Regions from separate parts of the Homo sapiens genome. Here region 1 is linked to region 2. The links are chromatin contacts, found by Hi-C or POLR2A ChIA-PET in ENCODE. All regions are on one chromosome and are shown on one strand. Each heading gives the region's core, a stretch centred on a gene start or an enhancer-like site at or near the end of the contact. The rest is flanking DNA. Distances are from core to core; before and after follow the strand shown. Region 1 overlaps TGFB3 (transforming growth factor beta 3). Region 2 overlaps TTLL5 (tubulin tyrosine ligase like 5).

The links. A loop is a pair of places that touch in the nucleus more often than their neighbours do. ChIA-PET counts read pairs that join two places held with the same protein, here RNA polymerase II (POLR2A). Pooled maps may share reads with other maps.
Region 1: a loop to region 2 is called in a pooled map, with 2.2 times the contacts of the local background. The contact joins two enhancer-like sites. A Hi-C loop is called at or near these places in 8 of 168 maps with a recorded cell type or tissue (Caki2, IMR-90, astrocyte of the cerebellum and 5 more) and 5 of 50 pooled maps. POLR2A ChIA-PET finds 5 or more read pairs at or near these places in 5 of 52 experiments (BJ, Caco-2, GM12878 and 2 more).

Annotation. Positions count from the first base shown.
Region 1 is chr14:75,959,106-75,962,530 of GRCh38, reverse strand. It overlaps TGFB3 (transforming growth factor beta 3), which reads left to right. Exons shown (of 7, transcript NM_003239.5): 6 at 1,455-1,608; 7 at 3,186-3,425. The coding sequence ends at 3,344. Among named protein-coding and RNA genes, the nearest start is that of TGFB3, 21 kb to the left of the region's middle. RefSeq lists a silencer at 2,105-2,154. Within about 2 kb of position 2,175, at least 3 of the 41 ENCODE cell types and tissues checked have a DNase peak (open chromatin) inside an H3K27ac peak, as active enhancers do.
Region 2 is chr14:75,722,385-75,727,824 of GRCh38, reverse strand. All of the region lies in intron 12 of TTLL5 (tubulin tyrosine ligase like 5), which reads right to left. Among named protein-coding and RNA genes, the nearest start is that of TTLL5, 64 kb to the right of the region's middle. Within about 2 kb of position 2,169, at least 8 of the 41 ENCODE cell types and tissues checked have a DNase peak (open chromatin) inside an H3K27ac peak, as active enhancers do.

The sequences.
Region 1 (3,425 bases), core at 926-3,425, 230 kb before region 2:
GGAGCATGAGTGAGTGAGTCCATCTGGCCTCAGAGGATGCCGAAATGAAGCTGGGGAGAACGAATTGGGAAATATTTAGATCTGGAAACCATGTCTTATGAGGATGGTTGGGCTTGGGAAACTAGGGATGTTCAGTTGGGGGAACAGCTCAACAGCAAGGTATAGGAGAGGCAAGGTAGTTGCCACAAAGGCTGGCATGTAGATTTATTTATTCCATCAGTTAGGAACAAATCAGTTAGGAACGAATCAGTTATCAGTTAGGAACGAATCAGTTAGGAACGAATGATCTTGGCCAGTGACTTTAATCATAGTGATTTCTTGTTCACAAGAGGCCTGTAGCAGCAGGGTTAGGGTGGGCTGGCTGCTTAATGATGCCACCGAAGACTCAGGCTTTCTCTCTTTCCAGTCTGCCATGCTTAGTATGTTGGCTTTTCATCCTTTTCCTTATGGTCACAAGTGATTGCTAGGGCTTCAGGCACCTTGTCCACATTTAAGACAAGAAGGAATGAGGGAAGGGGAAGAGCCAGAAGCTTTCTTCTTCCATCTGTCACTTTTATAAATAATCGAATATCTTTGCCAGAACTTGCCCTTACCCCCTGCATACTTCTCCTTGTCTGATGGGTCATTACTGGGTCACATGACCACCGCTACTCTCAAGGGAGGACAGGAAAAGGAGCATCTGGTGTTTTCGACTCTGTAATGGGATGTCACAAGGGAGAAGGGAGTTAGGAATGGTTATTGAATAGATAACCAATGGTGTCTGCCATGGTTCACCCTTGGAACCCACAAGAAGCCAGATTTTGGCTAATAGCTGCCTTTGGAAGTAGCAAGTTCTAAGTCTCAGCAGATATTAAAGCAGAGGCTAGCTGTCCACTTGGCAAGCGGTATTATTGCCAAATGATCTCTGTAGGCAACAGAATTGAAGGGGCCTGATAATCACATTTGGGTGATCTGTTGAACCACGGTTCTAATAGAAGGATATGCCTTATTTGGCTAAATGGCCTTTGGATTGAGTCTCAGCAGTCACCTACTATAGTAGTCAAGCTGCATAAACTTAGAATTGATTTCTGTCTGGGTGCACATTAGGAGGGTAAAAATAAAACCAACCTCAACAAAGCTGAGTTGGCTAATAACATTCAGTGCTTGGTTTTATGTGGAGCGCTTCATAGCACTGCTTTGTATTGTGATAGAAAAGGGTGCAGGGCCACCTTTGCCTCTTTACTCTTCCTCATGCAGCATTTATCTCTGTTTCTTACATCCTTGGGATCCTGGTCTTTAACACATGAATGTGCCTTTCTGGTTTCTTCTGCCCCATGCCCTTGAACCTGGGATTCCATTGATCAGAGCCACCTATGATGGCATGAAAGGACTCCAAGGGAGAATATGAGAGCATTCATGAAGTTTCTTTTATTGGTGGTTTTAAGTTGATTTTCTATAAATGTTTTTTGTTGTAGCAACTTGGAGGAGAACTGCTGTGTGCGCCCCCTCTACATTGACTTCCGACAGGATCTGGGCTGGAAGTGGGTCCATGAACCTAAGGGCTACTATGCCAACTTCTGCTCAGGCCCTTGCCCATACCTCCGCAGTGCAGACACAACCCACAGCACGGTATGGAGCAGGCTCATGCCATCTGAGGCACTGGGGCTGACCGACCAGACCACTTGTTAAAAAGAATGAGTGAAGGATTGAATGTTGAGTGAGCAAATGATGGTCTGGGGTGAGTAAAATTCCTCTGGTGAAGGTTCTGATCTTGGCACCCTGACTCAGTTCTACTCAGTCACATTCTGCCCTTTTAAATTCCTACCATAGTTTCAACCAGCTTTTTAATTTGCTTTGTCCAAAGCTCTCTGTACCGTAGAAATTAATTAACTGCCACGTGTTACCCTATGTCAGAGATATGTGCATGTGGCTGGCAAGGAACACTGAAGTAGAAAGGCTTCTATCAGAACTCTGATCATTCCAGCCTCTCGAATGTAGAAAACTTACTCTGAAAGACAACAACAAGGATGGACAAGAAGCTAATTTGAAATGCTAGGAACAGAAAGTGAGATAGCCGAGAGTCCACAACCCCTGAAACTAGTCTGTCTTTCCCTTGAGGGGAATCAAAAATAGGGCAGTAATTTGTGAAGCATGTTTCCTTCTAGCTCATTGTTTCTGCATCCTGTCTGGGGCCCTGCACGCTGCACTTACTAAATGGCTCAAGGCAATGTTTTGTGAGAACATTTCTCACCGAAGTGATCAGTTCCAGCTAGGAAGAGCAATGTAAGTGTTTTCTTAAAAGCCAAGATAGGCCGGGCACGGTGGCTCACGCCTGTAATCCCAGCACTCTGGGAGGCCAAGGCGGGTGGATCACAAGGTCAGGAGTTCGAGACCAGCCTGGCCAACATGGTGAAACCCTGTCTCTACCAAAAATGTAAAAAATTAGCCGGGTGTGGTGGCACGCGCTTGTAATCCCAGCTACTTGGGAGGCTGAGGCAGGAGAATCGCTTGAACCCAGGAGGCGGAAGTTGCAGTGAGCCAAGATTGCACCACTGCACTTCAGCCTGGGTGAAAGAGTGAGACTCTGACTCAAAAAAAAAAAAAAAAAAAAAAAAAAAAAGCCAAGATAATTCGTTATCAGTGTAGTAACTGTCATATGCTTCAACTCATCACCCCAAACAAGTGCAGTTGTTCTGCTTCTGTCATTGTGGATGAACAGCAACTACACAACTACTCACTCACCCAAACCAGGTTCCAACAGTTTTTTTTTTTTTCTTTTTTTTGAGACAGACTCACTCTGTGGCTCAGGCTGGAGTGCGGTGGCACTATTTCTGCTTACTGCAACCTCTGCTTCCTGGATTCAGGTGATCCTCCCACCTCAGCCTCCCAAGTAGCTGGGATTACAGGCGCCTGCCACCACAGCCAGCTAATTTTTTTGTATTTTTAGTAGAGATGGGGTTTCACCATGCTGGCCAGGCTGGTCTCAAACTCCTGACCTGAAGTGATCTGCCTGCCTCTGCCTCCCAAGTCCTGGGACTACAGCTGTGAGCCACTGCACCCGGCCCCCAACAGTTCCTCTTAAAGAGCACCCGTGGCCATTCTAGCACTTGCTCAGCTTCTGGGACTGCCCCTGGAACTGGGCGACTTCCTGGGTTCCAGGCCTGAGACTTGGCCTTCCAACCTCTCACTGACATGTCCCTTCCCAGGTGCTGGGACTGTACAACACTCTGAACCCTGAAGCATCTGCCTCGCCTTGCTGCGTGCCCCAGGACCTGGAGCCCCTGACCATCCTGTACTATGTTGGGAGGACCCCCAAAGTGGAGCAGCTCTCCAACATGGTGGTGAAGTCTTGTAAATGTAGCTGAGACCCCACGTGCGACAGAGAGAGGGGAGAGAGAACCACCACTGCCTGACTGCCCGCTCCTCGGGAAACACACAAGCAACAA
Region 2 (5,440 bases), core at 920-3,419:
TCACAGATTAGTTTTGCTTATTCTAGAATTTCACATAAATGGAATCATATGGTATATACTCTTTTGAGTCTGGTTTCTTTCATCTACCATGTTTCTGAGGTTCATCCATCTATCATTGCTTTTTGTTTTCAGGCAGATTTATCAAAGTCTAATTTACATACAATAAATTCACCCTTTTAAAGTATACATTTTGGTGAGTTTTGACAAATATATGCAGTTGTCTAACACCACCACAAGACATAGGACAATTTTAACAAACATTCCCTTGTGCCCCTCTCCAGTCGCACTCCCACCCTCAGCAACCACTGATCTCATTTTTGTCTGCTTCCTGCCTTTTCCAGAAAGTCAAATAAATGAAATTAATGTAATATGTAGTTTCTTGAAACTGGCTTCTTTCACTTAGCATTGTGCTTTTGAGATTTATCTATGTTGTTATACATACCAATAATATAGTTCGTTCCTTTCTCTAGCTGAGTAGTATTCCATTATATGGACATACCACAATTTATTTACCCATTCAACAGTTGATGGACATTTGGATTGTTTCCAATTTTTGGCAATTATTAATAAAGCTGCTATAAACATTTGTATACAGATATTCGTATAAACATATGGTTTCGGTTCTTCTGGGAAAATACCTATGAGTGGGACTACTGGGTCATATGGTAAGTATATATTATCACTGCACACCTCTTACCACCTTAGTCATTTCCCTAGCACTTGCCTCTCTCAATTGTAGTCCATTCTTCAAGGCCATGAGAATTATACTTTTCTTAGAAAAACAAACTTAGCAGTCACATAGAGGTAGGCAGTGAATTGGTCCAACAACAGAAACTAATGTCAGCTTGGTTCCTAGAAGATTTTAAGTCAGTCATTGCTAGTAATATTGTACTGTATTCCCTTTATTGTAATTCTGTCATCCTAAGCTTTGGATTAAATTATGATAAAAGTTAAAGAAAAATAATAATAATCCTATCGCTCCCCTGCTCAAAAACTTCCAGTGGCTGTCTGTTAGCTACAAGATGAATTTAAACTTGTCAATTCTTTATATTCTGGCCCAAATCCACCTCCATAACCCTATCTTCTATTCCCCCATTCTATGCACGCTATATTTAGTCATACTTCTTACCATTTCAAAAAATATCACATCCTGTCATGACACTGTATGTTGCATACTACATTCTTGCTGTTAAAAATGGCTTTCTGTGGATCCCCTAGGCACAGCTAGTAAATCTTATATATTCCTAGAGCACCTGAGTCACTTATACTACTTGTAATGTCATTTATCATTTCATGTCTGCTCCTCCCTATCACTTGAGGGCAGGGTCCATGTTTCATTCATTGTTGTATTACAAGTAGCCTGCACCATAACTAGCACATAGGAAATACTTCAGAAATACTGAATGAAAAAAATATATTTTAAGTGAAAAACAATGCATAGTTTTTGAGAAAGACAAAATAATTGGCAGCCACTTCCTACAAAATAACCCTGATCACAACACTTGAAATATTTATAATAAAGCCACCAATCATAAAGAAAATAAGAGAGATTCTTAGGAAACTTTACATATTAAAGCTGTATTAAGAAAAAACCTGATAAAAGTTAGTTTAGGGAGAGAGGAGGAAATAAAGATTTTCTCAAGAAAATAATAATCCATCCAAGGCCTAATAGATTACTAAACATGTCACACCACTAATTTTGGATCAATCCACTAACTCTCCCCAGAAATAAAGTCCCAGCTGAAGCTGTGGTCCCTGAGGCAATGGAAAGTGCTGACATTAGCCAGAACTCACTGTCACTGAAATGCTATTGTATGAAGGAAATTCTTTTTACCTTGGCTTTGGATTCAAATTGAAAAAGCTAAAGAGGAAGTCTTTATATGGGGTCCAGAAGGAGAATTTTGGAAAAAAGCAGACCCACAAGAAAATGAAAAGAAAATGCCCACAGCCAATTGGTTAACTAGTCCAAGAAATCAATATGCTATCTGGTTACCAGATGTAAAGGTAGATTTGAAAGGAGTATTTAGGACTGGGTATGCTTAACTAGAGCAAAAGGAGTGTCCTTTTCAGGCCTGATCTGCTAGAAAGGATGATATCATTTTTCCTGAGTATCTAGTTACGGGAGAGCAGAGGGAGAATCCAGGATATGGGGCATGCCAAAAGTGGCCGGACTCATAAGGACATGTCTTTATGTGGGTGGAGAAAGAGCCAGAGAGAACTGGCTCCCAAATTTGGCTTTGCCATTTATTAGCTGCATGACCTAGGACAACTTATTTAACCTTTCTGAATCTTTTTTCCATGTCTATAAAACACAGATAATACCAACCAAAATTGTCGAAGACTAAAAAGAAATAACCAGTGAAACCAAATTAAAGGAAATAACCAATGTTTGCTTGATAAACAGTAGATACTTCCTACATAAGTTTCTTCTGTAGTAAACTTCCTTTCCCATCTAAACAGGAGCATATGATAAACCAAAAAAGGAGATTATCTCAAAAAGTGAAGAGATTGATGACTCTCATTATTTTTCTGTGGGTGGCCAAGTAGTTTACATTGTTGGAGAATGTACACTGCCTGCTTTCATTCCTCCAACAATTATTTATGGACATCCTCCCTATAAGAACCTCAGGTTACCCTGTGAAATGGTCAAGAATGGCAGCAACAGAAAACCAAACCAGGTATCGTCAACACAGAGGTGTACTGGGCATGGCTGGTGCGGAGCAAACACGTCACTGGGCTCTGATCAGAACAAGTCCAGGCTGATCAGTTCTACAAGTGGCTCCACAACTTGTCCCCATGATCCCAGGCCTGGGTCACAACCCATGACTTCAGCCATGCTAATACACAGAGATAAACCCACTGTCAGCAGCAACATCTTTAAAGAGCAGCGAACATCCTGTTGTTTTTGGCTGTTTTTCTTCAACTGATCCAAAAGCTATTCTCATAGCCAGTTGTATCTCACAATGCCAATTTCCTAAGCATATTTAAAGGATTGCTGTTTAAGCATATTATTTCACATGGTACCATATTTTCACGATCTTGGAAGGCAGTAAAAATTAGATTGTAAAAAATCTGTCTTATTGAGGGAGGCATAAAAAATTCTATAAATCAAAAGTCTTATGATCAAGATTATCTGATTGCCAAAACCCATCTTCTGAAGCCCCATAGATACAAGCTGAGTCATTTTGACCTGAGTTATTTCACTCACTAACTCTAGAACCTGGAACATAGAGTTCATTTCTCAGGGTTTCAATTTCTATATCTGAACTAATTATTCTCTAAGGTCCTTGCCAGATGTGCAAATCTAGGAAAAAGCATTAAATGACAAAGTTTCGGGTAGTTTGTATAGGTTCTCAAGTCTACATTTAAACACTAATAGTGCAATGGAGGTATATATATATCTATATCTGTATCTCATCCTACATAAAATTTGGTTTGAGAGGAACAAACTTGATGGTAATACACTGCCGAAAGGCTAACCTATGACTTGCCCACAGCAGGAACTGAAGAAAAATTAAATGTATAAATAAATAGGATGGGATATTGAAGATACCTGGAAACATAGTTGAACATTACAGGTGGTAGGATGGGAAAGAAATCATAGGATACAAACACTGAGATAGTAAGGGAATGCCCCTGGCAGAGATCCATAAGATGGAAGGACAGGAACAACCACCAAAAGAATATAGCGAACCCCATGTCTGGTCTGTTGGTTTCCCCTAAAAGCACCAATGCTCTGTTTGAGCCAAAATCTTCTGGGAAGCTTTCAATTCCTGTTTACTCTAAAATAAATGGAAAAAAAAAAAAACAACTAGCTTATTCCTTGTGACTTAAACCCCAGGGGAAGTTAGGAGTCAGTGGGAGGCAGAGACTCATACAAATATACACACGTATACAAAATCATATCTGATGGGATGAGGTTAATGAAGCACACAAAATCCCAGGGCTGACAGGAAGTGGAATTAGAACCACAAAAGCCAAGAAGATAGTCAACAACTTAAAAAACTCCAGATGCACTCAGTTTATTAAAACTGAACACAAGTAGGGAGGAAGAAAGGAGACCCATGGCTGATGAAATGGACTTAAGGGGTATTTCACTGAGTCAGAGAAAGTCACAGCTTCTTCCACGTCGGAACATTCTATTGCCAATAAGTTCAATAATGAAGCTCCCAAGCTTCCAAAAGGCAATCAAGTTATAAAACAAACAAACAAACAAACAAAAGGAAACATTCAGAAAAGGTTTTATAATTATTTAGAACAAAGATTTTTACAGCAAGGGATATCAGAAATTTACCCTCATATAAGAGCCAAGTAGATGTAGAAAAATAAACCTTTATTTATTATTTAAATCTAATGAGGTTTTGGAAGTTGGAGTTACGCTCCTAGTCCCAACCCCTCATCCCCATCTTCAAACAGTCTGCAATAATTCTAAGAGTTCTAGGCCATTACCAAACCAGATCCATTGGGAAGTCTACTGTCAGGCCACCAAAAAGCAATTAAAGCAAGTGCCAATCATTCATTCAAGAAACATTTCCTGAACATTCTCTAAGAGCAAAAGACGCTGACATGCAACTGGGTATGGTGGCACACACCTATAGTCCTAGCTACTCGGGAGGCTGAGGCAGGTGGATCCTTTGGGCCCAGGAGTTCAAGGCCAGACTGGGTAACGTAGTGAGATACTGTCTCAATTTAAAAAAAAGTGCTGCCATGCATGGTGGGGGCAAAACTGACGGAGATATTCTTACTGTCCTCAAGGAGTTTCCAGTCGGCTACAGGAGACAAATATACACATGACTACCAGACAACATACAGATACTATTGTAGAGTTACAAACAGAGTGCTGGGGGTATAAGGGCAGAGCAGGCTAACTCTGGGAGCATTAGAAAAAAACATCACCAAAGAAGTGACACTTGACTTTGTCTTGAAAAATGTCTGTAATTTATTAGGTAAAGTAACACAAGAAAGGTATTTCAGACACACGGTAAAACAGGTGCAGAGGTAGCAAGCGAGGGCTTACATGGTAGCTCATGCCTGTAAGCCCAGTATTTGGGGAAGCCAAGGCAGGAGGATCACTTGGTACCATGAGTTCAAGGCTGCAGTGAGCTAAATACGATTGCGCCATTGCACTCTAGCCTAGACAACAGTGAGACCCTGTCTCTAATACAAAACTAAAAAAAAAAATTTAAAAAGGGGACAAGAGAAATGTTGAAAGCTCTGGTTTGGCAGAAATAGGGTGAAATGGGAAGAAAGGACACACTGGCTGTTATGAATTCAAGAAAATAAACTCAGACACGGCTGAGTGTATGTATAAACAAAACATCATGATGTGATAGGAAAAGAGAATGATCAAACAAGCACAGAAAAGCATAATGCATAGTGAGGTCACATTTCTACAAAAAGTTTTTTAAACAATTAGCCAGGCATGATGACACATGCCTAT